3 separate regions of the Homo sapiens genome follow, and regions 1 and 3 are each linked to region 2. A link is a loop called in an ENCODE intact Hi-C map of the cell type or tissue named here. Cell type or tissue: heart right ventricle. All regions are shown on one strand. Links, peaks and the distances in the headings refer to the core of each region. The heading gives the core; the rest is flanking DNA. Region 1 overlaps TMEM178B (transmembrane protein 178B). Region 2 overlaps AGK-DT (AGK divergent transcript). Region 3 overlaps BRAF (B-Raf proto-oncogene, serine/threonine kinase).

Region 1 (10,408 bases), core at 1,927-6,926, 260 kb before region 2:
TGCCCAAACTGTTGCACCCAGATCAGCTGCAGACAAGAACAGAGCTTTCAATGGAAATTGTAAGCAAGTGGGATCCAGATCCTGAAGCATTTTTTCGAAGAATTGTAACAGGAGATGGAACCTGGTTTTACCAGTGTGATCTCAAAGACAAAGCACAATTAAAACAGTGGCTTCTAAGAGAGAAAATGAAAGCAAGAGCAAAGGTCATGCATCAGTTTTGAGATACTCAAGGCCCTTTGCTTATTGACTTTCTGGTGGGCCAAAGAGCAATAACACCTGCCTATCATGAGAGTGTTCTGAGAAAGTTAACAAAGCTTTAGCAGAAAATGCCGTGGTGGAGAGAGTCCTCTACCACGGCAATGCTCTTGCTCATTCCTCTCATCCTTCAAGGGGGTTTTGCAAGAGTTTCAGCAGGAAAATTGTTAGGCATCCCATTTACCTTACAGTCCTAATTTGGCTCCTTATGATTTCTGTTTGTTTCCTAATTTTTTTTCTTTTTTTTTTTTTTGAGACATTCTCACTCTGTTGCCCAGGCTGGAGTGCAGTGGCATGATCTTGGCTCACAGTAACCTACACCTCCCGGGTTCAAGCAATTCTCATGTCTCAGCCTCCCAAGTAGCTGGGACTACAGGTGCACGCCACCATGCCCAGCTAATTTTTGTATTTTTAGTAGAGATGGGGTTTCACCACGCTGGCCAGGCTGGTTTTGAACTCCTGACCTCAGGTGATCTGCCTGCTTCAGCCTCCCAAAGTGCTTTCTGGGACTATAGGCACGAGCCACTGTGCCTGGCCTTTGTTTCCTAATTTTAAAACAGCTTTAAAGAGAAACAATTTTTCTTCAGTTAATAATGTAAAAAAGACTTTATTCACATGCTTAAATTCCCAGTACCCCCACTACTTTAGGGATGAACTGAATGGCTGATATCATCTCTTACAAAAGTATCTTGAGCTTGATGGAGCTATGTTGAGAAATGAAGCTTATATTTTTTATTTTTATCTTTTAATCTTTTTTCCATGAATTTTTGGAGTCTTGTGTTTCTCATTTATCAACAGTATGAAATGCAGTGACTGGCTAGACATTCATGACAGGACAGATTTCCCTAGATATCGATGACTTTATGTCTTTTGAATGGAGAGCAGTGGTGCCTGAAGTTCTACTATAAGAGTTGTGTGACTTTGCGGCCAGGCAGGGTGGCTCACACCTGTAATCCCAGCACTTTGGGAGGCCAAGGCAGGTGGATCACTCGAGGCCAGGGGTTCAAGACCAGCCTGGCCAACATGGTGAAACCCCATCTCTACTAAAAATACAAAAATTAGCCAGGGCTGGTGGCGCATGCCTGTAATTCCAGCTACTCAGAAGGCTGAGGCAGGAGAATCGCTTGAACCCAGGAGGTGGAGGCTGCAGTGAGCCAAGATTATGCCACTGCACTCCAGCCTGGGTGACAGAGTGAGACTCAGTCTCAAAAAAACAAACAAACAAAAAACTCATAAAAAAAACACAACAAAAGCAACAACAGAAAAGAATTGTATGGTTTTGGAAGAATATAGTAGCAGAAGTAAAGACCTTTGAGGGAGCACCCTGTTCAAAGCTCTGATTTTTGTATGGTCAGTACACAGCTCTGGGGAGCACCTGGTTCAAGCCCAGACACTCAGGTGGGTACAGACAGTCTACAGCTTTGGGGAGCACCTGGGTCAGGCCCGGAAGCTCAGGTGAGCAGTCTACATCTCTAGGAAGCATCTGCTGTAGGTGGCACAATCTTGGCTCACCGCAGCCTCTGCCTCCTGGGTTCAAGCAATTCTCCTGCCGAGGGACAATAAGAAGCTGACATTCGGGAATTTTCTTTGGGTAGGTTCTCTCAATCCTAAAGATTCATGTAATGTAGTAATAAGTGTATTCAGCCACCTTTTAACATTATTTCTGGTTGTGAAATGTGTTCACCAAGAGTTGTTTCACTACCTTGAATGATTGTTTTGTTGCTCTTCTTTCCAGTCTTGCTAAAGCATCATTTCTAATTAAAATATAGGCTTTTTAAAAACACTATAGGATTCGAGTTGAGGTTTAATCAAAAGGATACAAAGAAAGATAAATTCTCTTCACAAGCCTCCAGAAACTGAAGCATAGCTCTTGCTAGCCTTCGCTGCTAAATGTTGTCATGTCCTTAGTAACGATGTCGTTATCTCTCTAGTATCAGAAAAGAAAATGCCACTGCACTTTGGCCACTGAGCTAGCTTGCTTAGCCCAGGTGTGTAAGAATGTTTCCATCAGTCAGCCTCTTTTGTCTCTCCTGTGCCTTCCCAAGCCTCCTGGTTCTTTTCACTTCTGTACATTTCTGCTGTACCATCTTCAACATTGTGGATGGTAGTACTAGCTGACAGGCAGGTACATTGCAGGCCTTCTCATTCCCAAGTCCTCTAAGCCAGGTATGTTCAATATGGGCTCTAGAAGTCTCCCCTGGGACTTCAAAGGGACAATCGATTGTCTCCTCCATTTATCTGTTGCCCTGAGTAACAGAGGAGTCCCTACCCCAGCAATGGCTCCTGGGTGAGACATGCAGCTGTATCTGGTTCCAGTGAGTATTGTTCCTTCATCCATTTCCTGAGAGGCTGGAGTTGGGGTGGCAGGAGGCCTGCTTCAAAATCTCTCCATGTCCCAAGCATTGTAGCAAGTACTCTCAGTCATCTCTGCCTTCAGTAAACTCTCATTTCCTGTGGTTTCCTGAGGGGAAGGAATGAGGGGGCAAAGATTGTAAGGCACCATCCCCAAGTATTTCCCTGAGTTGGTTTCCTTCTGACTTTCCTCTTAGGAGCTTTTTGGTCTAAAGAGTGTAACTGGTGTAGGAGCTGGGCAAGGGTGAATGGACTCCATTTCTCATGCTCATCATGAGATGGGCCCCAGTGCATAGGAAGAGTCTGCTGGTATTGATCGTGGTCCCTTTTCCTGAATCACTCCCTTACATTCATTTTCATGAAAGGCACCATGGAGCTTCATGACCCATTTCCTCTCTCTGGTCATTAGTTGCTGTTTCAAAACAAAATCCTTCTGTCATTGATCTTGGCTCCAGCGTTGAGCTCAACTCAAGGGTTGCCTGCGCTCTTTCACAATCTGGCAAGTGTAACAATACTGAACATTGACTGCGGGCTTTCCCTTAGTTCCAAGTATGGTGCTGCCTAGTGCTTCACTTGTATCATCTCCTCTATTCTCCATGACAATCCTGTGAGGCAGGTTCCTCTAGTATCTCTCTTTTACCATGAGAAAATGGCAGCTCAGAAAGGTCAAACTTGCCTATGGTCACACAGCTTGTAAGTATCAGCATTTAAACTTGCATTTCCACCTTCAGATCTGCCCTATTGTGCCTCATCTTCATGTCCTTGCACATATTGTCCCATTGCTTGGGCCTCCTTCTCTCCATGCTTCAGTGCTCAGTTCAAGTCCTACCCCCTCTTTGGACATCCCAGACAGAAGTGATCTCTTCTATGGACTCATATAGCTCAGGTAGCACAAACTGCTTACCATTCACTGCCTTATGCTATAGTTCATTTTCATGCCTCTGCTTACCAGTTGAGTGGCACATTTTCTGAGGGCAATTCCTAATGCATTTCCCATCTCCTGCAGTGGTTAGCATACATTCCCACATAGTGTTATGTTTGACAAATCCTGGTTGTTGATTATGTTACTTTAAATTTGGGCCATTACCTGTGAAGGCAGGAATGCATCTCACTGAATTGATATCGTGCAAAGCAATTTGAGAATTTTACTAGCATAATTCACTTTTCCAATCCCCCTTATTTAAGAAATAATCTGGTTCTAAAACAAGGAATAATATATGGCTATTTCCATGAAATGATTCACTGAAAACAAGAAAAATGGTTTAAACCTTCTAAAGTTAAATCTACAAATAACATTCAGTGTCAACTATGCTGTTTCCCTGCCAAAAAACAAAACCTCCATTTTGAAATGTAACTGTTGGGTCATTCCACCAGAGGTCCTGAGAGCCCCAGTGCTGGGAATTATATCTGTAGGCACAACCTCTTTCCTGCCCACAAATCCAGAGATTCTGAGAGCTCCCCTCTGCACATCAGCCCGTGGGCTGCCCTTGCCATCCACCCTGAGCAGTGTAGGCACTGCTTCTCATTGCTGCTTTTAAACATGACTTGCGGACAAGATAACAGCAGCAACTTGATTTTCAGCCATTGTGGAGAACAGCATGAAGGTTCCTCAAAAAATTAAAAATAGACCTACCGTTCTATCTAGCAATCATCTTCTGGGTGTGTATCTAAAGGAACTGAAATTAGTCTGTCAAAGAGATATCCACACTTCCATTTTTATTACAGTATTATTCACACTAGCCGAGATATGGAATCAACCTCTGTCCATCAATGCATGAATAAAGAAAATGTAACATATGCGCACATATATACACACCATGGAATATTATTTAGCCATAAAAGGAAGGAAATTCTGCTGTTTGCAACAACATGTATAAACGTGGAGAACATATGCTAGGTAAAATAAGCCAGACAAAGAAAGACAAATACTGCATGATCTTATGTATATGTGGAATCTAAAAAAATCAAACTCGTGGAAGCAGAGTAGTAGAATGATGGTCACCAGAGGCTGGGAGTGGGAGAATGGGGAGATGTTGATCAAAGAGTGCAAACTTTCACTTATAAGATGAACAAGTTCTGGGGAGCTCATATACAGCATAAGTGGTAATGGATGTGTTCATTAATTTGGTTGTGATCATTATTACAGAATGTCTACATGTATCAAATTATCACATTGTGCCCTTTAAATATGTTCCATCTTTATTCATCAATTAAATATTTAAAAAATGCTACAGAAACAAAATGTTAAACCCTGAGGGTCCTTGGAATATAAGAAGCGAGTGAGAAATGGAGCCATTTTTGAAGAAACATTAAGGCACAGATATGATGCCAAACTAAGATATAATTATAAAACCAAACCAAAGCATTGCATTCTACAACGAATAGAATAGTGATTATTAATCATCTAAGCAGATACTATTTCAGAAAATTGACCAGTAATTATGACTGCGGAGAGAGTGTGCCCTTGTATTTATTCTCTCATTGCCTCCAGCTATAAGCAGGTCTGCCAGCATTTCCCTTGCCCGAGGCTCTCACTGCTCTCACCATCTCCATACAGGCACTAGCAATGCCCGTTTCTTTATCTACAGTACCACTTTTGGTCCTGATCTCTGGACTTCTAGTTCCCACTGCCTGTTGGGCATGTGGACATATGTTTGGATGTAATAGGTTTCTCAAACTCAACAACTAGTCTCTAAAGATGACTTACATCTCCTACTCCTAGGTTTCTTCCTCACTGAGCCCCATCCATACCACTTGGTGGTGGTTTCTTCGGCAAACCAACTGCTGCCTCTGCCCCTCTACATTTGCTCTTCAGCAAACTGAATACTTAGAACACTTTCCCCAGATATCATAATGACTTTTTCAGAACTCTGCTCAAATGTCACGTCTTTAGAGAGCTTTTCTATGCCACTCCTCTTCTGAAAGTAGTTCCCATTCACTCCCCCGCCTTACTTTTTCTTCCTTGCACTTGTTACCACCTGACATTATAAATGGCTTTGTGTTTTGTCCATCTCTCCCACCAAAATATAAATTCAACCAGGCCAAAATCTTTGTTTTATTCAGTCTTATGCCAGGCACATAAGTTGGTGCTCAACAAATTTTTATTAAATGACTTAATTAACTTATAATATTTCTTCCCATTCCAGACCCCTCCTCTGTGTGTGTTCTGGTTCTATTAGCAGCATATTCGTCTATCCAACAACTCACTTGCTGCAAAAATTTGGATTTCATAGGTTCTGACTCTCTATCATAAATCACTCCTGGAAATGTTTGATTGTATACCTGGGCCTGGGGCTGAAGCAAGAGTGCAAATGGAATCCAAAGAAGGCCCACCCCCTTCTTTTTCTATTCCGGCTCTGTTCCATTCCAGGAGGGTCCTCACTTCCACAGGTATGGCAACCCAATCTGCAGGTCCAAGCTCTGTCCATGCCCAAATCCATGCCCTCAAGGGAAGAAACATGAAGAATAGGCTGTTTCTTTGGACAGAGAATTCCAAAGTCCTGGACACTTGGAGTTTGTGATCTAGAAGGAGGGCGGAGGGTGAGGTCTGCATGGGAACATCCCTTTGGCCCCTGGGCAAAGGCACAGCTGGAGGAGGGCCAAATCAGGGCCTTCTAAAAAGCAGGGACCAAGGAGGCAGCTCTGTTGCCCTGGTCTAATGGCAGCGCTGCCTGGGATGAAACCCAGACTCCAACCAAGGGTGGATGGAACCAAACGAGTGAAGTCCCAAAAACATGTGCCTTCCCTCCGCTGCCTAAAAACCGAAGATTTAAGTTTTATCTCTCAAGAGCTAGCAATGTGGAGGTTTAGAAAAGGAAACTTAGATAAAAATACTATCAGAAAACTGGACTTTATCAAAATGTAAAGCTTTGGTTCTCTGGAAGACACTAAGAGAGTGGAAAGACAAGCCAAAGACTGGGAGAACTATTTGCAAATCACATATCTGATGAAGGATTTGTATTCAAGATACTCAAAACTCAATAAAATTAACGAACCATCCAACAACAACAACAAAAGTTCCTATGCCCAGCACTGTCTTGGGAACTGGGAAGAGTCCCAGCAAGGCTCTACCCAAGTGTAGTACCTCTCCTAAGAAAAGACAAAATCAAAGTCATATTTGAGTCAGTAAAGTACTTATAGCTGCAGTTTTTATGAATGTATACAACGGGGTATCCAGATGACTTTGTGATAGTGAGATGTTGAAAACTGTGTAGTTTGCCTTGTAACACCCCACTCGTCTGCAGGAGCTTCAGATGAAAGGGCACTGATGTCCAGCCTCTCCTATAAGATAGTTGGCAATAATCCTTTGAACCCTGTAGGGGAAGGATGGGAGCACCACCCTTCAGCATCCAGAGGGGGTGCTCATGGGTGAGTTTCACTGAAGGATTGTTAGTATCTGAAAGCAGGATAAAGAAGTTGCAAACCTCTCTGCTTACCTTGCTCATAATGTAAATAGCTCAATCAAGGTGCCTTCTGGATATAAGACTATGCTTTCTTTAATTTCATTATAAGGTTCATGGAAAAATGGCAATATATACAGTCCAAGGAAAGCACTTCTATACATAATTATTTGTTGTACAGAATTCATTATCACTTAATCAATGACAGACTGTTTCTCAAGGCCATTGGCTGGAGCCTGGAAGCATCATTGCTGCAGAGAACAATGATTTGTGAAGATTCAGAGGCTCCTCGTGCTACAATGGATGTGTTCATGGAGAGCTGCATGTTAAGTACATATGGGCACATCTGATCATATTTTATAAAAATAAATCCATGACAACTTTTATAGAGGGAATCCCATTTTAAAGTAAAGGATGATTCTTCCTCTGTTTTGATTAACCTCAGTGCTCACCAGTTTGCTCCAGATGTTTTTCCTGAGTATTAGAAAGGCTGAGGGGACATGGGGAAAATGCAGTGGGTTGGGGCTCATGGAAACAGTGAGTTTTGAGATGGCAGTGATGGGAACTGAGGAAGGGAGGGTCATAGAGAGCCGGGTGTGCCTGGGTGACAGCAGGCTGCCTTGGGCACATCCAGTGAGTCCTGTGGAAACAAGCATGAGTCAGAGCTGGAAATACACTCATGCATCGCTGAACGACGGGGATATACTCAGAGAAATGAGTTTGTATTAGTCTGTTCTCATGTTGCTAATAAAGACATACCTGAGACTGGGTAATTTATAAAGGAAAGAGGTTTAATTGACTCATAGTTCTGCATGGATGGGGAGGCCTCAGGAAACTTACAGTTATGGCAGAAGGGGAAGCAAACAAGTCCTTCTTCACATGGTGGCAGCAAGGAGAAGTACTGAGCAAAAGGGGGAAAAGTCCCTTATAAAACCATCAGATCTCATGAGAACTCGCTCACTATCATGAGAGCAGCAGCATGGGGGTAGCTGCCCCCATGCTTCAATTACCTCCCACCAGGTCCCTCCCATGACACGTGGGGATCATGGGAACTACAATTCAAGATGAGATTTGGGTGGGGACACAGCCAAACCATATCAGTGTTGTTAGGTGATTTTGCCGTTATGCAAATACCATAGAACATACTTAACACAATCTGGATGGTAGAGCCTACTTACTATACACCTAGGCTATACAGCATAGCCTGTTGCTGCTAGGCTACAAACCTGTACAGCATGTGGCTGTACTGAATATGGTAGGCAACTGTAACACAATAGTATTCGTGTATTTAAACAATGTAAACATAGAAATAGTACAGTAAAAACATGGTGTAAAAGATAAAAATGCTATACCTGTATAGGGCACTTATCGTGAATGGAGCTTGCAGAACTGGAAGTTGCTCTGGGTGAGTCAGTGAGTGAGTGGTGAGTGAATGTGAAGGCCCAGGACATTACTATACACTGTTGTAGACTTTATAAGCACTGCACACTTGGGCTACACTAAATTTATAAAATATATTTTTCTTTCTTCAATAATCAACTTTACTGTATAAAGCTTTTAATTTTTAAAAACGTTTTGACTGTTTTGTAATAACACTAGCTTAAAACACCAACACATTATACAGCTGTATAAAATATTTTCTTTCTTTGTATCCTTATTCTATAAGCTTTATTTTCTATTTGTAAAATATTTTATTTCATTTATTTTTTACTTTTTAAACTTCTTTGTTAAAAACAAAGATACACATACATTAGCCTAGGCCTGCATAGGGTTGGGATCATCAATCTCGCTGTCTTCCACCTCCGCATCTTGTCCCACTGGAAGGTCTTCAGGGGCAATGGCACACAGGGAGCTGTCATTTCCTAGGATAACAATGCCTTCCTCTGGAATCCCTCCTGAAGGACCTGCCTGAGGCTCTTTTACAGTTAACTTTGTTTTCAAAAAATATATATAAGTAGAAGGAGTACATGCTAAAATAACAGTAAAAAGTATAGTATAGTAAATACTAGATGACAGGAATTTTTCAGCTCTATTGTAAACTCTTGGGACCACTGTCATATACGTGGCTCACTGTTGGCTGAAATGTCGTTTTGCAGCTCGTGACTGTGTGTATGTATGGAGGGGCAGCTGACCTAAGTCTTCAGGTGCTTGCCCCTGGGACTTAGATGTGATTCATCAAATGTTGAGAGTCCTGGGCAAAAGGATATTAGGGTAAAAATGAATCTTAATGAACCAGCATATATATATTGAATATCTGCTGAATGTTACCATGCTGAACATTTACACTTATTCCTAACATAAAAGTATACAACATTCCATCTCATGGACCTTATAATCTTGTTGGAGAGATAAGATATGAAGATATGAAGAGTCAGATAAGAGCAGAAGACACTAACTTTGGAGACTAATAACAATAAATACAACAGGGCTAAATGTTAGAGAATTCTTCTTAGATTTAAAATACCAATGAAGAAATTCAGAATTGGGAATATCTAAGAATTTTAGATGACTACAGTCTCATAGATGTCGGCAGTGGGAAATAGCTTCCAGAAAGGAAATATACACAATCTCAAGCTTCAGAATGAAGGCTTTGTTCCCAGGGAAAGAGGGCCGAGGGGCCTTGGCATTCTGCATAGCTAAGCCCCTCTGGTGCATGGCTTGTGCATGGGCATGACATCAAAAGATTGCAGGGCTGGGCACGGTGGCTCGCACCTGTAGTCCCAACACTTTGGGAGGCCGAGGCCAGTAGATCACTTGAGGTTAGGAGTTCGAGACCAGCCTGGCCAACATGGTGAAACCCTGTCTCTACTAAAAATACAAAAATTAGCCAGGCTTGGGGGCTGCGCACCTGTAATCCCAGCTACTTGGGAGGCTGAGGCAGGAGAATTGCTTGAACTCGGGAGGCGGAGGTTGTAGCGAGCCAAGATTGTGCCATGGCACCCAGATTGGGTGACAGAGCGAGACTCTGTCTCACAAAAAATAAAAAATAAAAAAATAAAAAATAAAGATTGCAAATGCCTCTTGAGGGGTATGGTCAGGGAAGTGAAGGGTCTAGAAATCATGTTGAGTAAGGAGCAATTCCATCATTTATTCTTCAGCAAACACTGCTTGAATATATATGTGCAACCAGCGCTGTGGAACGTATTAGGGATTTAGATGGGAGTTTACTGAGGTCCGTCTAGTTAGCCTGGAAAAGAGAGGACTGAAGGGTGAAATTTAAGAATAATCGTGTAGAAGAAAAGTTCCAACGGGCAAAATAAGGGTTGAAAGGTGGAGATTAAAGGCAGGCAGAATTGGGACCCAAGTAAGGAAAATCCTTTATCACCATTAGACCAGGGTGAGCACTTTAGCTCTATCTGCAAAATAGCTTTGTGATGAGAATCCACCAAAATTAATGTGAA
Region 2 (10,408 bases), core at 2,374-7,373:
AAGTAGGGTTGGCTTTTTTTTTTGTCAAGTGACTAGAGTTGAATCACTTTTCATCTAATGTAGCTTTACTGTATTACTTGGGAATCATCAGCAAACAGATGGTTTTTAAATTATGGAGATGGATAAGTTCACTTAGGGCAAGAGATGAGAGCTGTGCTAGTTTCCCAGGGCCATCATAACAAAGTACCAAACCTGGGGGGCTTAAAACAACAGAAGTTCATTCTCTCACCATTTTAGAGGCCAGAAGTCAGGAATCAAGGTATCTGCAAGGCCAGGCTCCCTCTGATACCTGCACAGGAGAATACTCGCCCCCATCAAGCCTCTGGTGTTTGCTGGCAGTGCTTGGCATCCCTCAGCTGATCGATGCGTCAGTCCCACTTCTGCCTCCATGGTCAGCAGGCATCCTCCCCTCGTGTGTCTGTGTCTCCATGTGGTATTCTCCTGCCCATGTGTCTTTCTCCCTGCCTCTTAAAAAGACACCAGTCGGATCAGATTAAGAGCTCACCTTACTCCTTATATGACCTCATCTTAAATAATTGTAGCTGCAGAGACCCTATTTCCAAATAAACAAGGCAGTGGGGGTTAGGACTTCAATGGGTCTTTTTGGGGAACACAACTCAATGTGTAACAAGGGTGCACGGCTCTCTCTCAGCAATAGCAATGGTAGAAGTCTGGTGGGCTGGGCAAGGTGAAAGAAATAGCAGCTCATCTGGGCTGTCATTTTCATCTGGGCTGTGCTCCCCATTAGAACATCTAACTTCCCCCTCAGAATGTCACAGACTCCATGCAAACGAGGCTGTATCTTTCCTGTTCCCTACTGTTCCTCAAAACTGTGGGTAACAAATGTGAAAATAAGTTACCTTTGATAGGCTGGGCATGGTGGCTCACGCCTGTAATCCTAGCACTTTGGGAGACTGAGGCAGGTGGATCACTTGAGGTCAGGAGTTTGAGACCAGCCTGGCCAACATGGTGAAACCCTGTCTCTACTAAAAATACAAAAATTAGGCAGGCCCGTTGTGGCAGGTGCCTGTAATCCTAGCTACTCGGGATCCTGAGGCAGGAGAATCACGTGAACCTGGGAGGCAGAGGTTGCAGTGAGCCAAGATCATGCCATTGAACTCCAGCCTGGGCAACAGAACAAGACTCCATCTCAAAAAAAAAAAAAAAAAGTTACCTTTGCTATGACTTTCTAAACCACAGTCTATTTCTCATAGGAAAAGTTCCACTTTCCAGAGACATTTCACCAGTAATCTCTTCACTTTCTAGATTGGTCTTCCCCTTTCAGGCCACATCTCTACTTACTTAAGTTTCATCCACCTTCCTGAGGCTGGCCAGAACATACCGCAATAGAGACAGCCACCACATAAGAATCACAGTCAGACGACACTTCCATTGCATCCGCTTTGCCCTGGTCATTATATGGACATTCCCAATCTACTTCAGTCCTTTCCAAAATGTGTCTTTCCGGATTACACATTCCTTGCTGTAGTTTTTGTGAACTGCTCGCCAACCTCAAAGTGCAAACATGACCACAATCTCTTTTATTTTTCTATTCAATTGCACAAGGGGCCAAATGACTAATTTGCTGAAAGCAGGTGCCTGTGTTGGGAACTTTCATTCCCCTCGTCCACCATGTTGAGGAATTCTGGAGGTTTATACAGCCTCCAGAGGAGTCAGGATGGTCTCCATAACCCCCCCAAAAGAGAAAATTAGGGTCTCCAGTCTTCTATTGCTATTGATTCTCAGTATCACGAGGTGTCACTGTTGAAAACTTGTTCTATGCAGTCTCAGAGCTAACAATGATTTACCCTGGGATGATGCCTTCTAGAAGGCCCAGATCCCATCACAAGCCACTGTGGTTTTCTTAAGGGAACAATCCCACATTCTCAGTACAGGGTTATATAAAATTGTCCCTAGCCTCTTCTAGCTGGTCTCTCTGCTTTCATTCCTGCTATAATGGATTATCCTAAAAGTGTAGAGGAAGCTAAAATCCCAAAAGACACTGGAGGAAAGAATGGGTGGTAGTGTTGGGAGAAGAAAGTACATTGAAGATGCTGTTTTCTGCATGAGATCCTTGCATTAAATCATGTCAGCCTTAGTGTGAAGTCTTGAGTTATACTTTATGTTGTATACCTCTATCAAATTGAGCTCACCTAAAACCCTAGGAAAGACACAGAATAGTCACTGGAGAGTGTAGGGGACTGATAACATTTCCCCTGCTTGCAAGTGTTTAGAATATAGAGAAAAGAGCTCTGGACCTGGAACCAGAAGACCTGGGTTCAAGTCATTGCCTTGCTGTTTATTAGCTGTGTGGCCTCCAGAAGTCACTTGATTTCTTTGACCTCGATGACCAATCTGTGAACTCAGGGCAATTCTAGTCTTTTCCATTTACGATGTTCTTGTGAGAATCAAATGGAGTAATCTGAAAACTGTAAAGCACCATGTAAATATGAGGCTTTTCTTCTCAGGCTTTTCATTTTTTTTTTTTTTTTTTTTTTGAGACGGAGTCTCACACTGTCACCCAGGCTGGAGTGCAGTGGCACCATCTCGGCTCACTGAACCCTCCGCCTCCAGGTTCAAACAATTCTCCTGCCTCAGCCTCCCAAGTAGCTGGAATTACAGGTGCCTACCACCACACCCAGGTAATTTTTTGTATTTTTAGTAGAGATGGGTTTCACCATGTTGGTCAGGCTGGCCTCGAACTCCTGACCTCAGGTGATCCACCCGCCTCGGCCTCCCAAAGTGCTGGGATTACAGGTGTGAGCCACTGCGCCCAGCCCCTCTCAGGCATTTGTAAAAATTAATCGACTTTTCTAGTTTACAGAAAAATTAAGCAGAAAGTAGAGTCCCCATATATTCTCTACTTCATCCCGTTTCCCCTATTATTAACTCCTTGCAACAATTTGTTACAATTGAAGAGCCAATATTGCTATATCATTATTAATTAACAACCATAGTCTACATTAGGGTTTATTCTTTGTGTTGTACATTCTGTGGGTTTTGGCAAATGTATGACACGTATCCACCACTATGGTATTACACAGAATAGTTTCACTGCCCCACAAATCCCCTGTGTTCTGCCTATTTATCTCCTCCTCTCTCCCCCTGAACCTCTGGCAACCTCTGATCATTTTACTGTCTCCATAGCCTTGTCTTTCCCAGAACATCATATAGTTGGAATCATACAGTATGTAGCCTTTTCAGATTGGCTTCCTTTACTTGGCAATATGCATTTAAGTTTCCTCCATGTCTTGTCTTGTCTTTTTTTCTTTTTTTTTTTTTTTTTGAGATGGAGTCTCACTCTGTCACCCAGGCTGCAACCTCCGCTTCCTGGGTTCAAGCATTTCTTCTGCCTCAGCCTCCCAAGTAGCTGGGATTACAGGTGCACACCACCACACCTGGCTAATTTTTGTATTTTTAGTAGAAATGGGGATTTCACCATGTTGGCCAGGCTGGTCTTGAACTCCTGACCTCAAGTGATCTGCGTGTCTCAGCCTCCCAAAGTGCTGGGATTACAGGCATGAGCCACAGCACCCAGTCACCTCCATGTCTTTTAATTGATAGGTTGATAGCTCATTTCTTTTCATTGCTGAGTAATATTCCAATTTATAAGTGTATTCCCAACAGACTTTTTACTTAAAAAAAAATGACCAAAGACTACATTGCCTTAGAGTTCAATTAAAATAGTATCAAGAGCTATGCGAAAGAGAAAAAAAAAGGTGAAGAATGGAAGATGGATATGGGAGGATGGACGGAGGCTATAGGCCCTCATGCAGATGTTGTGTTTTGGAGGAGGGAGGGATTCTGGGCTGGTTGTAAATATAAGAAACACAATATATCCACTCTATCCCATCCTTGAAATACAGCTTAGCTGCCAGCAGCCTGATCCCCTAAGTGCAGAGCCTGAGCAGTCACCCTAATGCACCGTACCTGGGTTCGGTACTAATGGCAGATCGAGAAAGAAATGCTAAAGTTATGTGTCTCTCAAACCACAGCACTACTAGCTGTATGCCTGATCCATAAGAGCATGCAATAGGCTGGGTGTGGTGGCTCACGCCTGTAATCCTAGCACTTTGGGAGGCCGAGGCAGGCAGATCACCTGAGGTCAAGAGTTCGAGACCAGCCTGGCCAACATGGTGAAACCCTGTCTCTACTAAAAATCCAAAATTAGCTGGGCGTGATGGCGCGTGCCTGTAATCCCAGCTATCCAGGAGGCTGAAGCAGTGAACCTGGGAGGCGAAGGTTGCAGTGAGCCGAGATCGCACCATTGCACTCCAGCCTGGGTGACGACAGCGAAACTCCGTCTCAAAAAAAAAAAAAAAAAAAAAAAAAAAAAAAAAAAAAAAAAAAAAAAAAGCATGCAGTAGATGCTTGAATGAATGGTTGAAGAAGCACAGGATAGGCCGCCAGACTTGGGGACTGAGGGAAGGTGGAGGGAGGAGGCAGAAAGTGAGGGTCATTAATGATCTTTTCATAAGGCCTTTGAGAGACTATTGCCAGGCCCCAGACCCCCTTTACAAACTGCTGAGCACTGCAGGGGGACTATTTGCGTCAGACTCAAGCCAAGACATCTCCAAGATCCCTGACAATAAAGCAAACACTAGGCTGGCGCTGGCTAATAGAGGAACCCAGAGGGAAAAACGCTTTTCTGTTTATGGACAATTCTCCTTCTACAGCCGGATCTTCAGCGCCACCTAGTGGTGTGCTCTTCAGGCTGGCTGCACTACCAAAGCAACCGACTAAGATTCAAATGCCTTGGTTTAAAGCTGCAAGGATTAAAACTTTCCTCTTAAGGTCTAAGATAAGAGACTATGTGGGCATAATGAGCAAATTGAGAGCTTTAGGATTCACATCAGAGAATTCTAAGTCACAAAACTTAATCTCAGCAATTACATACACAGTTAGTAGTAGGATTTTGTAGTTGCCCATACCGTTTTGCAGTTTTGGACATTGAGTAGTTTTGGACAATGAGGCCAAGATCAAAAGTTAAAGCCGTGCAAAGGAAATGCAGCACCAAGAAGGGAAAAAGAGAATCTGATCCAGCCCCTGCCGCCAGGCAGGGGAAGTGTTATTTCCATTTCATATTTAAAGCAAGTAAAACCCTACGAAATGTCCAAGGTCAAATGTCCAATATATGAGGCAAGAACTTGAATTGTGTGGAGTGTGCCTTTTCTTTTGCTATGCTGCTTCAAAGTACCCCTTTTCTTTCAATATTTGCTTTGTTTTGCTACAATTGCACTGATATTCTCCTACCAATGGATCAATAAGCTTCATTTCTATTCTAAACTCACAAACTACAGTGTTCCCCTAAAGGCTTGGGTCATTCTGTCTGTCTCATGCAGGAACTAGAATTCCCTAGAATGTTCATAATGTGAATGGCAATTCATGTGTTATATATACATTAAATATCTTATGTATAATGTTAACTCATATTCCTTTTACTTGTTAACTGACCTTAAATTAGGTCAGTTTCTATATGTAATACTGTAAATATTAATTAGATTGCAGTTAATTTGTTGATAATTCATGGTGATTATATTAGTTATACAATTCACAATGAAATTTTAAAATCTGCCTTTTCTTTAAGAGAATGTGGTTTGGAATTAAATGGAGAACTTACATTTATTCAGCATCAGATATTGACTAGGTGATTTTACATATACTAATTTAATCTTTATGATTAACACTATGAGGTAAGTCAAATAATTATCTTTATATAGATGAAGAAAGAAAGACAGAAATTGTAAATAACCACCCCTAGATAGACACTAAACAGAAGAGCTGGAAATTGAAAGTGGACTTTCTGTCTTGAAGTCAAGTAGTATTTCTACCAGACCTCTTGAATCCACTAGACTCGAAGTCCAGAAGTCTGAGTTTTATTTCCAACTTAAATACCACATACAATGCTGTGTACTATAATATCCTTTTGAAAATTCACTATGCTCATTTGTATATCCACAGTCCTATTGAATTCTAATATAAACATACATGTTTAGCAACACTCATGGAATTATTGTTCTTTCTCGGGGTTTTTTTTTTTGAGTGTGTACGTATATCTATTAACTCTCCTCTGAAATAGTGCTCTATAAAGCACACAGTGATTAGTGCTGGTCTGGAAGATAATATGCTGGAGAGCCTGATTGGAGCGATCTGGACTAGAGAGATAGCTGTGAACTGAATGAGGATTCAGTCTTCCAAAATAGTCCTTGGGCACACTTGCCAAAAACAGCTCACAGCATAATTTTGTTTTAAAATACTTGTTTGTAACCTTGCTTGTTTAAGAAAGAATTAATGTAGGAGAACAGGATTTCAGTGGCATAATGGTTATCACCAGGGCTCTCAATGAGAATGTAAAACGTATCTATGGCCTCCTCTCTCTTCCTTTCTTTGACATCTCTCTCCTCTTCTTGGATTGCTTCCCGCTCTGCTGGCTCATCTTAACCTGCCCCTCCCAGGGCTTACTGGGTTTCAACGTTACCTCTCACACCTCTTCCGAGTTCCTCAGTGCTTGTCAGTTTGATGTTAGGAAAACAATCTAACCAAATTGATATTCATTATATTATGAGTCCTTTGTGCTTCAGGAGTATTTGTGATGGGAATAATTAAGCCTCCTTTAACTGGAAAATTTCAAATAGCTTCAGGGAGGTTTGGGAGAAAGAGCGTCAATGACTGTCTGAGTCTGTAACCCCAAGCTTGTCTGTTCCATTTTCCTGTGTCACATAGCCTCTGCCAGTGGATTCAGTGCTATTTATACTGGGACTCTCATCCCAGTCCTAAATCTAGCATAGGAGCAGACAGATAGATGCCAAAAAAATACAGCAACGATTCATGATAAAAACTCCCAGAAAACTAGAAATGCAAGAAACTTCCTTAACCTGATGAAGAGCACCTATGAAAAATATATAGCTAAGATAACTCTTAACGGTGAGATTCAGAATGCTTTTCTCCCCAAATCAGGAACTAGACAAGAATATCTACTCTCACCAATTCTATGCAATAGTCCCCTTAAATACTAATTGATAATATAAAGAAATAAAGAGATAAAAAATATTGAGATTGAAAAGCAAAAAGTAAAACTGCCCTTATTTGCATATGACATGATTGCATACATGGAAAATCCTAACAACTACAAAATGTACTATACCAAGGAAGTGTATTTAGTAAAGTTACAGTATCCATTTTTTACATGAATGTAAAAAAAAAAAAAAAAGTATATCTAGGCTGGGAGCCATAGCTCATGCCTATAATCCCAGCACTTTGGGAGGCTGAGGTGGGCAGATCACCTGAGGTCGGGAGTTCGAGACAAGCCTGACCAACATGGAGAAATCCTGTCTCTACTAAAAATACAAAATTAGCCGGGCGTGGTGGTGCATGCCTGTAATCCCAGCTACTCGGGAGGCTAAGGCAGGAGAATCACTTGAACCCAGGAGGTGGAGGTTGCTGTGAGCCGAGATCGTGCAATTGCACTGCAGCCTGGGCAACAAGAGTGAAACTGTCTCAAAAAAAAAAAAAAAAGTAATCTAGGCCGGTCAAAGTGGCTCATGCCTATAATCCCAGCACTCTGGGAGGCCAAAGTGGGTGGATCACCTGAAGTCAGGAGTTCGAGACCAGCCTGGCCAACATGGTGAAACCCTGTCTCTACTAAATTTACAAAAAATTAGCTGGGCATAGTGGTAGGCGCCGGTAATCCCAGCTACTCGGGAGGCTGAGGCAGGAGAATCGCTTGAACCCAGGAGGTGGAGGTTGCAGTGAGCCGAGATTGCGCCATTAGTGAAACTCCATCTCAAAAAAAAAAAAATGTATATCTATATTCTAGTAATCAACAATTGGAAATGGAAATTTAAACAATACCATGTATAACAGTACTAAACAGTGGAAAACACTGAAATATATTTAACAAAATATGGTGCAAGACATGTACACTTAAACTTAAGAAACATTACTAAGAAAAATGAAATAATACCCAAATAAATGGAGATAAATACCATATTTATAAATCGGAAGACTCAATTTTATAAAATGATTAAATCTTAAATTGGTCTATAAATTCAACATAATCTGGATCACAAGCACAGTTTTATTTTTTGTAGACAAAAAATAAATTGACAAGATGATTCTAAACTCTGTATAGAAATTCGAAGGACTTAGAATAGCCAAAATATTTTGAGAAAAGAGAACAAAATTGAGGACTTAAACTAGCCAATTTCAAGACTTACTAAAGAGCCTTATTAATCACGATAGCATGGTATTGGCATAAAGATGGACATACAGATCAATAAAACAGAGTAAAGAATCCAGAAAAACTCCATACATACATGGTTCAATGATTTGCCAAGGTAAGTCAGTGGAAGAAAGGATGGCATTTTAAGAAATAATGTTGGGCCAGGCACCATGGCTCATGCCTGTAATCCCAGCACTTTGGGAGGACAAGGCGGGTGGACCACCTGAGGTCGGGAGTTTGAGACCAGCCTGGCCAACATAGTGAAACCCCATCTCTACTAAAAATACAAAATTAGCTGGGCATGGTGGCATGTGCCTGTAATCCCAGTTACTCAGGAGGCTGAGGCAGGAGAATCGCTTGAATACTGGAGGCAGAGATAGCAGTGAGCCGAGATCGCACCATTGCACTCTAGCCTGGGCGACAAGAGAGAAACTCCATTTCAAAAAGAAAAAAAAAAAAAAAAAGGAAGAAAAGAAAGAAAAGAAAAGAAAAGAAAAGAAATAACATTGGAACAACTGAAGAGAGGCATATGGGAAAAAGAACCTCAACCCCTACCTCACACAGTTCACAAATATTAACTTAAAATAGGTAATAGACCTAACCAAAAAATAAAAATAAAAATTATAAAACTTCTGCAAGAAAAAAAAAATCGGAGAAATCGGAATGATATTGCATTAAGCAAAAAACTCTTAAATGGGCCCTACAAATATGAACTATAAAAGAAAAAAAATCAATAAATTGTACTTCACCAAATGTAAAGCTTTTGCTTTTCAAAAAGCACTGTTATAAAAATAAAGCACAACATAGACTGGAAGAAAATATTTGCAAAATATATCTGAAAGGGATTTGTATCTAAAATATATAAAGAACTTTAACAATTCAATAAGAAGAATTTTTTAAATGGGCAAAACATTTCAACAGATGCTTTGTCAATATCTTCCACAGATGATTAGATATATTAGGATGTCTTCAGTTTTAAAACTAACATACCAAGTGCTGGTGAGGATGTGGAGCCATTGGAAGTCTCATATCCTGCTTCCAGGAATGTAAAGGAGTGCAACCAGTTTGGAAACTAGTTTGACAGTGTCTTAAGAAATTAAACACACTTACATAAAACCCAGCCATCACTTTCCTATGTATTTACCCAAAAGAAATAAAAACATAAACATATATCACAAAAAGACTTGTATACAAATGTTGAATGCACCTTTGTTTATAATGGCAAAAAGCCTGAAACAACCTAAATGTCTGTCAACAGGTGAATGAATGAAAAAAATTGCAGTAAACCCATGCAATGGGCTACTAGTCATCAATAAGAGCAAACTACTGAAGCACACAATGGATAAATCTTAAAAAAAAAAAAAACCGTGTTGAGAGAAAAGCCAGAAACAAAAGGTTCTATATTGTACAATTCCATTTATGTAAAACTCTAAAAGATACAAATTAACATACAGTGGTAGAAAGAAGATTAGTGATTGGCTGGTGTTGGGGTGGACTGAGGGAATGTAGGAACTGACTGGAAAAGAATAAGAGAACACTTGGGTGGCAATGGAAATGTCTGTATCTTCATTGTGGCCAGTATAGGAACATACGCATTTATCAAAAGTCATCAATCTGCACACTAAAAATGGGTGCATTTCGTTGTATGTAAATGTTATGCCAATAAGATTTATTTTAAAAATTGTAGTGGGAATGCAAGGAGAAGAAAGGGGGTAATTTTGGTATATTTCTATGTTAGAGTGGGCAGATTTTGAGTAGGTTTATATGCTAAGAGGAAAAGACAGTGGAGATGGAGGGAGAAAATACCAGAGTGAGGAAAGGACTGATGAGGCAGATTTCTCGGGGACGGGAAGATGGGGGTGCCATCCCAAGCACGGGTGGATGGATGAGCTGTGGATGGGAGGAGTGAACATAAGCTCCCTGAGTCTGCAGCAGAGGAAAGTGGTTGTACTATTAAGTTTGAACAAAGACAAATGTAATTTTGTATGTGGGAGGGCAGAAAGCAAAGGAAGTTCATGGCTCATTCAATCATTCAACCTTTATTTATTTTATGCCAGGCACTTTATAAATAAAGATATGGATATTCTGTAAGAAAGAATAATACTGTTTCTGCTCTCATATAATTTAGAATACAGTAGATGGGGGGCATTAAACAATTAAAGAACTAAATACATAATTACAGATTAT
Region 3 (10,026 bases), core at 958-5,957, 730 kb before region 2:
CAATCAGTAATCAGTATATGATATCTAAAGTTAATAAAGCAAGAAATTGTGGCTAAAAGATAATTGCAGTCATGTGTCACATAATGACACTTCAGTTAATCATGGACTTCATACCACAGTGGTCCCATAAGATTATAAAGGAGTTGAATAATTCCTATTGCCTAGTGATACCTTGAAGATCCTGACCTTGTGTAGACCTAGGCTAATGTGTATGTTTGTGTCTTTTTTTTTTTTTTTTTTTTTTTGAGACAGAGTCTGGCTCTGTCGCCCAGGCTGGAGTGCTGTGGCACGATCTCGGCTCACTGCAACCTCCACCTCCTGGTTCAAGTGATTCTCCTGCTTCAGCCTCCCGAGCAGCTGGGACCACAGGCACATGCCACTAGGCCTGGCTAATTTTCCTATTTTTTATTAGAGGAAGGGTTTCACCATGTTGACCAGGCTGGTCTTGAACTCCTGACCTCAGGTGATGCGTCTGCCTAGGCCTCCTCAAGTGCTGGGATTACAAACATGAGCCACCGTGTGCAGCTTGTGTCTTCATTTTTAACAGAAAAGTTTAAAAAGTAAAAAAGAAAAATTAAAAATTTTTAAAATAGAAGTTTATAGAATAAGCACATAAAATATTTTTGTATAGCTATATAATGTTTTTAAACTTTTGAAACTGTTATTTCAAGAGTCAAAAAGTTAAAAAAAATTAAACCTTAGTTTAATGTAAATTTTTTACTTTATAAACTTTTTAAAAAGAAAAATTTTAAAACTGTACTGTAGCCTAAGTGTACAATGTTTATCATAAAAGTCTACAGTAACAAATAGTAATGTCCTACGCCTTCACATTCACTCACCACTCACTCACCAGAGCAATTTCCAGTCCTAAAAGCTCTGTTCATATTAGGTATCCTACACAGGTAGACCATTTTTGATCTTTTATACTGTATTTTTACTGTACCTTTTCTACGTTTAGATACACAAACTTGCCACTGTGTTAAGGTTACCTACAGCATTCAGTTCAGTAACATTCCGTGCAGGTTATTAGCTTAGAAGCAATAGGCTCTACCATATAGCCTAGTTGTATAGTTAGGCTATACCATGTAGGCTTGTGTAAGCACATAACAAAATCACCATTGATGCATTTCTCAGAACATATCCCAGTCATCAGGCAATGTGTAACTGTATTTAGTAAGATGAAAATAATCACCAAAAGAGCTTAAAACAGAAACCATTAAAAATTAACAGTGAATTCCTCCAGAGTGGAATTGGGGGTGGGAGGGAGAGAGACTATAAATACAATCTACATAATAGCTAAAACAAAAACAAAAACAAAATAGCTGACAGAATCAGAACCCCTGATCTATGGTCCAAAAACATAATGGTTAACTTTGGATAAAAATGTAAAAACAATTATTTATAAAACTAGTAAGTAATCATATGAAAATTGAAACAGCTCTTCCTAATCTTACTAAAAAAAATAAGAAACAGAAAAATCACCTAAAAGACAATAAGATCTATTTTTTCTAACAAATGATCAATTTCTTAGAGGATTAGAATGTTTGGGCCACATAAACTTATTTGTGAACACTTCTCTAGGTGAAACTTAGAAGGCAACATGTTAAGAATTCCATGTCAAAGGCAAATGATGTAGAACATGAGTCACGTAACAGAACTGCACTAGGAAGAATCTATCCCACTAAAGCCAGAAATTGCTTAAAATATATTTATTTAGTGTATATAATAATAAGAAAATATAAGAATAAATATCAAAATGTGAGTGGCTACTTCAGAGTGGCGAGAGCATGGGTGACTTCTATTTCATTATTTGTTCTTTGCTCTGTATTCTTGAGATGGAGTCTCGCTCTGTCGCCCAGGTTGGAGTACAGTGGCAGGATCTCGGCCCACTGCAACCTCTGCCTCCTGGTTTCAAGTGATTCTCCTGCCTCAGCCTCCCAAGTAGCTGGGGACTACAGGCATGCACCACCATGCCTAGCTAACGTTTGTATTTTTTGGTGGAGATGGAGTTTCACCATGTTGGCCAGGCTGGTCTCAAACTCCTGACCTCAAGTGATCCGCCTGCCTCGTCTTCCCAGAGTGTTACAGACATGAGCCACCACACTCGGCCTCTATATTCTTAATTCATTTCAGTTTTTCAGAGATTTTTTTTTTGAGACAGAGTCTCACTGTCACCCAGGCCGGAGTGCAGTGGCACGATCTCGGCTCACTACAACCTCCACCTCCTGGATTCAAGCGATTTTCCTGCCTCAGCCTCCCGAGCAGCTAGGACTATAGGCGCACACCATCACACCTGGCTAATTTTTGTATTTTTAGTAGAGACAGGTTTTTTTTTTGGGGGGGGTGGTTAATACTTTTAATTACATGATTGTAATTATACAATTTCCACTCTTCAATATTTTGTATAAAACCAGTTACAACTCACAAGATTTTCAAATGAGACAGGATTTTACCAGGCTGGCCAGGCTGGTCTTGAACTCCTGACCTCGTGAGCTGCCCACCTTAGCCTCCCAAAGTGCTGGGATTACAGGCGTGAGCCACTGTGCCCAGTTTTTCAGAGTTTTAATCACAAATAATGATATTTTACATTATGACTCCATATATAACTGTATTCATACAACACTACTTACCCTGACTATATACAACATGAATTAGAACTTCCTAATCTATTCTGCTACATGTAAATTTTTTTATGATACATTAAATAGATTTCAACATCAAAAGTCTACTTTTCTTTTTCTTTTCTTTTTTTTTTGATAGGGTCTTGCTCTGTTGCCCAGGCTGGAGTATGGTGGCACAATCATGACTCACTGCAAAGTCTGCCTCCCAGGCTCAAGTTATCCTCCCACCTCAGGCTGAATAGCCAAGGCTATTGGTGCACACCACCATGCCCACCTACTTTTTGTATTTTTTTGGAGAGATGAGGTTTTGTCATGTTACCCAGGCTGGTCTTGAACTCTTGGGCTCAAGTGATCTGCCTGCCTCGGCCTCTCAAGGGATTAGAGGCATGAGCCACTGTGCCCAGCCAAAAGTCCATTTTCAATACACATTTATTTACACATTCTGTTCCATTAAGAATAGAAAGTTATTGAAAATATTTCAAGAAAATTACATCCTGATATATAATACATTCTGGCTTTTTGAGGACATTTAGTTTTAAAAGTGACTCTTATTTTCTTCACCTTTTTTCCTATGTATCACTTTCTAGGGGATATAAAACAGGTAAATGTCTATTTCTAATTGTGTTCTTTTTCCATTTGTCTCTGGATATACAAGAAATTTTAAAATCTTTAAAATTTTTTATGTGGCCATTATTCACCAAACCAAGTAGGTAGGTGACCAAAACAGCTGAAGGAAAGAAAACATGTGGATATGCATTTGATCATAAATTTTAAGCAATATATGCCTGTATCTGTAAGTATACCTTTGTCAATAAAGATGAGCACAGGAAGATATATCTTTCTTTTGGGTCACAGCTTACACTTAATCTAGTATCTGAGTATACATAAATATGTATGGCAAATTAGTGAGAGGCACAGTCAAGGTAATTTGCATGCATTAATTTGTAAGGTGTGGGGCTGTGTGAAGGAAGACACTGAGTGTCTGCAGAAAAAGGAGAAGGTTTGGATATAAAAGTTTCAAATCTTGTTTTCCCACTTCCCAGTTCCCAAGGACTCTTGGGATATAGAGAAATACTGAAGGGATTGCTTTTATAATATGAAACCATGAGGCATAAGCAGCCCTCCTTGAATAGCCAAGCAAAACCCAAGACAGCCAAGAACACTTTTCCTTTCTAAGCAGAACATAGGTTTTTGATCTTGCCTCTATATGGCACTCAGAGCAATCATTCTAACACACAAATCTAATCACATTTCTCCCCAAGCTTACAACTATTACATTTCTAATTATTTTACAGAAAAATCCAAATCTTTAATATGGCTAACAAGGATTTTCATGAGCTGGACTCTGCTTATTCTACCCACAACTCTTATTCTACCCACAATACTGTTAACAACCTACTCTTCAACCTTGTATCATCCATTCTGAACTTCTTTCAAAACTTTGAAAGGTAACATGCTTTCTTGCTCTTCCCTCTGTTTAGGGTACTCTTTACTTGATACTTACTTCCTCATCCATCAGGCCTAAGCTTAGATATTTCTGTCTCTGAGAAACCTTCCTAACTCCTCAAAAGCCAGGTTAGGAATCTCTGTGCATCTATAGAACTTTATACATATATAGTAATTATGAATGTTTATGAAAATTTATTAAATCTTCTCTCTACTCTATGGCAGTGACACTGTCTTATTCATTTGTCATATCCCTAGGTAAGATATGGTATTGGCAAATGGAAAGTTCTCAATAAAAATTTACTGGCAGGTATCCAACTGAGTGGTGACAATTTCCATACTCTGGAATCAATCTGCAGTTTGCTTTCACAATCCTTCTGTGGCAAGGACCTTCCTGAGGCATCATTTTAATACTATTTTCTCACACTTAGCAACTTAGGTCTTTCTTTTATCTCCTCATATTCAATTTCTAGCTAAGAAGAATTATTAAGAAACAGAGTAGTAATCACTATGAAATGTATGCTCAACTGTATTTGTATTCTTAAGAACTTAAATAAAAATGTTAAGATTTATCCACTTAAAATTCAACATGTTAAAAAATTATTTGCTGCACAGTAAAATTTGATTGACATTAGGTGTATCTTACACTTCTCCCAAAAAATGCCTTACAGAAACACAAACATGATTTCATTATTCACTACTAATGGAGGCTTGAAAGCATAAACCCCAAAGGAAATAATCTAATCAATCATCTGCTTTAAGAGCCCAGCTGGATTAATCACCAAGACACATGGGAAAACACTTGACGCCTAAAGGGTAGCAGTAATTATCCACCTAGAAAAAACTCTGGCCAAAATTCCATACATAGAGAAAAGTAAGAAATGTATTCCTGATTCAGAGACAACTTTTGGCTTCTGCCTGCCATTTTAGGGGATAAGTTCTCAAGTTCTATGTAGATCCTCATCTCTAAGGTGGAAAGGTCCCACATTCCGGGCCTTATGCTGGTGACCCTTAGGCTTATGCTAGGTTCTAGCAAATGCAAAAACCAGACAAAGAAAAAAGCCTCATGGAGAGTTTAATATCCAGCCATTCTATTTCCATTAACCTATCCTTCAGAAACACAAGGGTGTGTACAAGTGTGTCAAGATATATGCAGAAAGACCTTGTTTAGCCCTGTATGTAACAGATTTTTTATAATACAAAAACTTAAATGTCTATCAATAGAGAAATGGTTAAATATAATGAATTCCTATTCTTACGAATTATTACATAGTCATACTAAAATAAAGCCAGGTATACTGACATGAAAAGATGTCCGTGACATCCTGTTGAATTAAAAAAAAATAAGGCAAAGAATATCACATAGCATGGCTCTACTTTGATTTAAGAAAGGGAAAAGAAAAGAAAGTAATGAAGGAAAGAGAGAAAAAAAGAAAGGAAAAAACTTTAGGCTTACAGGTACAAGCACACGTTTGTGTACACAGAAAAAAGTTTGGAAGACAGAACAATAATCTGTTAATCTAAACAAATGTTGGCCTCTAGGAGGGTATTTTCACTTTTTTTACTTGACATACTTCTGCACTATTCAAAATTATCTTTTAACAATGCATACATTTTACTTTTTTAAATTAAAAAGAAAGTATAAAGATTAAAATTAAACTCTTGTTTAAATACAAGTTTTTAAAGAAAACAACTGATTTCAACTCAGGTAAAATGTCAGTTCCAAAATTACTCATCCATATTTCACATTCCCTAAATAAAAATTCATTCATTAAAATCTAAACATTTTTGACATTTCAAAAAAAAATGTAAAGATACATACAAAGTTGTGTGTTGTAAGTGGAACATTCTCCAACACTTCCACATGCAATTCTTCTCCAGTAAGCCAGGAAATATCAGTGTCCCAACCAATTGGTTTCTTCTCTCTGAAAAATGTAGACACAAGCCTTTCTTGGTTATTACACCTAAAAATATTCATATACCTCATGCTGAAGATATGAAAATTGGTTATCGAGGGGCTAGTAACAGTGAGGGAGGTTTGGCTCCCTAATATTCCATCGTTAGAAATTTAAATGGCAATAAATTAATTTTAAGTTTACCCCAAATAAATGTATCACTCTTGGACAAACAGCAGGGTAAAGAGATGTACTCTTTTCTTCAAGTCAGCTCCAGAAAAGACCTACAACAGCAGAAAATGGATTGTTCCTGGGGTCCAAAAAAAAAAAAAAAAAAAAAAAAAATCACAGGTACGGACTTATCTATCCATTCAAGGAAAAAGAGTACTCAAGGGACAGGGACAACATGCCCCCAAAATAATTTTTTTTTTTTTAAAGAGGATTCAAAATGTGAGGGTCTTGGAACAATGTTAGACACTTTCTGAAAGAAAAGTAGGTCAATATAAAATGTTAATTTTGATATACCTTTTGTGAAACTATGAGTTTGTATTAAAAATGGGAGGGGGGTAAGAGTCTATTATCCAAATAAATCACACTCTGAATGGTTCAAAAATTGTAAGAATCTCAAATTCCAAATAAAATCATTTGATCAAAGTAACAAACCCTACAGTCATATACAATTATTTAACTCCTCATATGGCCTACAGTATTTCTTCAGGCTAACTTAGTATTATTTTAATACTTTTTCCTAAAGTACACTTTCAATTCCCTAGGTTTTGGTAAAGATCCTAAGAAAACTTCAAAGTTTAATGTGTGATTTTCTTTTTAAACAAAATTTCACGTCACATACAAACCATACCCATCCTGAATTCTGTAAACAGCACAGCACTCTGGGATTAGACCTCTCATCATCAGTGCTTTCTTTAGACTGTCTCGGACTGTAACTCCACACCTTGCAGGTACCTATGGTATCATAAATATATTGATAAGAGGTAAAGGGAGCAAATTACATTTTTTCATATCATTAAAAAAATTTAGTAATTCATCTTTAAAAAGTCAAATGGGTTACTAGGTCAGATACAACACCATTTCTACAGCTAACTTAATACTAAAGGGAAATTATAACCCAAATATTTGTTATTATTCACCAACTTAAATCAAAGCAAAGTTAATTTTCTATTTTATTAAAATTATGAAATACTTTAAACATATAAAAAGAAGAAGTAACAGTATCTGCTACAATATACCCACCAACGCAGTATATCCATCACTGAGCAATAATAGATGTCAATATTAAAAGCAAAATCAATTTTGATCCAATACTGTTCAAAGCTGAAAACTGTATAACCCTTCAATCACACTGACTGTCCTTAAGAGACCTCTTACTGGCCCTAAACATAGCGGGAAGAAAAAAACCTGTCTTAACATGTATACTTGATATTTGTTGTTTGGTGCCCCTGTTTCCTCTGGGAATATTCCCTTCTCTAGAAATCCACATGGTACTAGAAAAGCTATCAAGGGTCACTACTTTTATGTCACTACAGATGACAGAAGCTGGCTAATCAGTTTCCCATACCCCCGGCAAGAGCAACTGGTCCAGGGCTATATATATGACCCAAACAGTACCTGAGTTCTTCCCTAAATTGACACATGGACACTGACAGAGAAAAGTCCTTGTTTCTACTGTAGTTCTGTAGATTTGCAGAAGATACAAATCTGGAGCCCTCAATGGCCATATTCTCCACCACACTGAGAAAATCTGTTATAGAATGAAGCTAACATACGAAGCAGCAAAGATGACATGGGAAGAGAGAGACAGAGAAGGAGGGAAAGGGAAAGGGAAAAAAAAAGTAATCTCTCTGTATATTTAAAGTTATCTATCTTTAGCCTTTTCCTTGCCTCATCCCCCACAGGCAAATCTGAGTTACTTGGAACTGAAGGTGTAGACTACAGTGAGGCAGTGTGAATACAGAGGACACAGTTTTTATTGGGAGGTGTAAGAAGAAGGGGAAATGTTAGTTTGTAACAATAAGTTCCATTCATTTAAATTGAGGTGCTTAGCAAACCAAAAGTTTCCAAAGAAATTGGGAATATTTATGCTAGAGGGGAAAAAAAGGGGGTAAAGGTAAATATAAGACAGCTGAATTCAAATAATATATTGAAGGGGGAAAGAGTCCAGAAAGCCTAATTAGGATCTATGACCAGAAATAACAGGACGCAGAGGGTAGTGCAATATAACCATTAAAACTATCCAGGTTGGGTGCAGTGGCTAACACCTGTAATCCCAACACTTTGGGAGGCCAAGGTGGGTGGATCATTTGAGGTCAGGAGTTCGAGACCAGCTTAGCCAACATGGTGAAACCCCATCTCTACTAAAAAACACAAAAAGTAGCCGGGCAGAGCGGCGGGCGCCTATAATCCCAGCTACTCAGGTGGCTGAGGCACGATAATCACTTGAACCCAGAAGGCAGAGGTTGCGGCAAGCCAAAATCGTACCACTGCATTCCAGCCTGGGTGACAGAGCGAGATACTGTCACAAACAAACAAAGAAAAACCCTGAACTTTTACCTACCCAGCAAGGTAAAAGTTTGTCATGAGAGACTGGGCTCATCACTGGAAGTATTAAAGAGACTGGATGGTACAGTTGATCCTCATTACTTGTGGAGTCCATACTTGAAATCTCTCTACTTGCTAAAATTTATTTGTAACTCTAAAGTCAATACTCTTAGTGCTTTCATAGACATGCGCAGAGCAATGAGATATTTGAGTCGCCTAATGCATGCACCTCTCCAACTGAGGTTGAACAGTGAAGCTTTCTCTTGCCTTCTTGTTTCAATTTTCATACTATAAACAAGTATCCTGGGCAGAGCCTATTTGGTGCCACTTTTTTCTCACTTTTGTGCTTCTTGTTGATGATTCTTCTGTTTAAAATAATCCCTAAGCATAGTGCTCACGTGCTGTTTAGGGCTGGTAAGCATAAGAAGGCTATAATGTCCCTGGCAGAGTAAGTACATGTGTTAGGCCAGCTTCCTTCAGGCATGAGTTATAGTAATGTCAGCCGTGAGTTCAATGTTAATGAATCAACAATATGTCTTTAAACAGAAACACACACAAAACAAGGTTACGTATCGACTGACTGATGAAAATGTGACTAGAGGCTGGTAGGAACCTAACTGTATTTTAAATGTGAAGGATCTGGGGTCTGATCAAGGAAAAAGATATGACCACGAGGTGGCAGTAGCATGCATAGCTTTATTGGGTGACATTGACAGATCTGCAGGCAGAGGATGTCCTTAAAGCATACTGTCCAGAGGCTAAGGCAGAGTGGCCACTACCCAAACAGGACTGGCCAGAAGCTGAGGTGGAGTGGCTATCACCCAGAAGAGGAGGGCTAGGGGACTCTCAGGGGAGAGGGGAGTAGGAGAGGGAGCTTATATGTCTAGCTGACAATGTTAGACAACCCAGCAGGGAGTCTATGTATCAAAGAGCTCCAAAGGGCAACAGCAGCTTGGAATCTTTATAGCCTTGGGATTTGATCTTATTTATACCTAATAGATGTTGAGTACAAAGCAGTTTTGTGGGGACTGCAAAGTAGGCAGGCTCTCAGTGGCTAAAAATCTGCTTATCAGGATTATATTTAAAACAATTAGATGTACAAAAAATTTAGTTTGGTGCAAGCACACTTTTAAGCCAATAGGTCTCAACCTGTTGTAATGGAAGAAACAACCTAGAGGCCAATATACAGAGGGGTTTTTTGGCTCATTTAAATAATAATAATCCTTGTACTTCCCCTAGGAGCAAGGTTCAGTGTTCACTAATTGTTTGTAGTGAATTTATAGACCATAACTACTACGAACAATGAGAACTGGTTGTAACCTTTCAGAAATAATAAACTTAAGTGAAAGCTCACTTTTCCCTGTGCCATTCGTCTTCCGCCTATACTAATGCCAAAATTTCCTGACTGGTGACCGATCTTTAGTTTTAAACCACATCCAATGTATCCTATCCTATGTTACCATAGAAATCTTTCTAAAGAAGGCATTCTTTTTTTCTTTTTTATCTTT

What was found. A loop is a pair of places that touch in the nucleus more often than their neighbours do. Peaks named below come from ENCODE experiments on the same cell type or tissue, not always from the same donor. Only the 100,000 strongest peaks of a DNase experiment are listed, where the experiment ranks them.
Region 1: a loop joins it to region 2, with 6 times the contacts of the local background. A loop is called at or near these places in 22 of 110 quality-filtered maps.
Region 3: a loop joins it to region 2, with 3 times the contacts of the local background. A loop is called at or near these places in 46 of 110 quality-filtered maps.

The regions. Positions count from the first base shown.
Region 1 is chr7:141,268,603-141,279,010 of GRCh38, forward strand. The region is part of intron 2 of TMEM178B (transmembrane protein 178B); the gene reads left to right. Among named protein-coding and RNA genes, the nearest start is that of TMEM178B, 200 kb to the left of the region's middle. In heart right ventricle, for the core only: no CTCF peak of the experiment used is centred there; no DNase peak of the experiment used is centred there.
Region 2 is chr7:141,528,815-141,539,222 of GRCh38, forward strand. All of the region lies in intron 1 of AGK-DT (AGK divergent transcript), which reads right to left. Among named protein-coding and RNA genes, the nearest start is that of AGK-DT, 17 kb to the right of the region's middle. In heart right ventricle, for the core only: a CTCF peak has its summit at 4,697 (motif pointing left); a DNase peak (open chromatin) is centred at 4,667; H3K27ac peaks cover 2,138 bases.
Region 3 is chr7:140,802,071-140,812,096 of GRCh38, forward strand. BRAF (B-Raf proto-oncogene, serine/threonine kinase) reads right to left here. Exons shown (of 18, transcript NM_004333.6): 4 at 6,822-6,925; 5 at 5,890-5,992. Among named protein-coding and RNA genes, the nearest start is that of NDUFB2-AS1, 110 kb to the left of the region's middle. In heart right ventricle, for the core only: no CTCF peak of the experiment used is centred there; no DNase peak of the experiment used is centred there.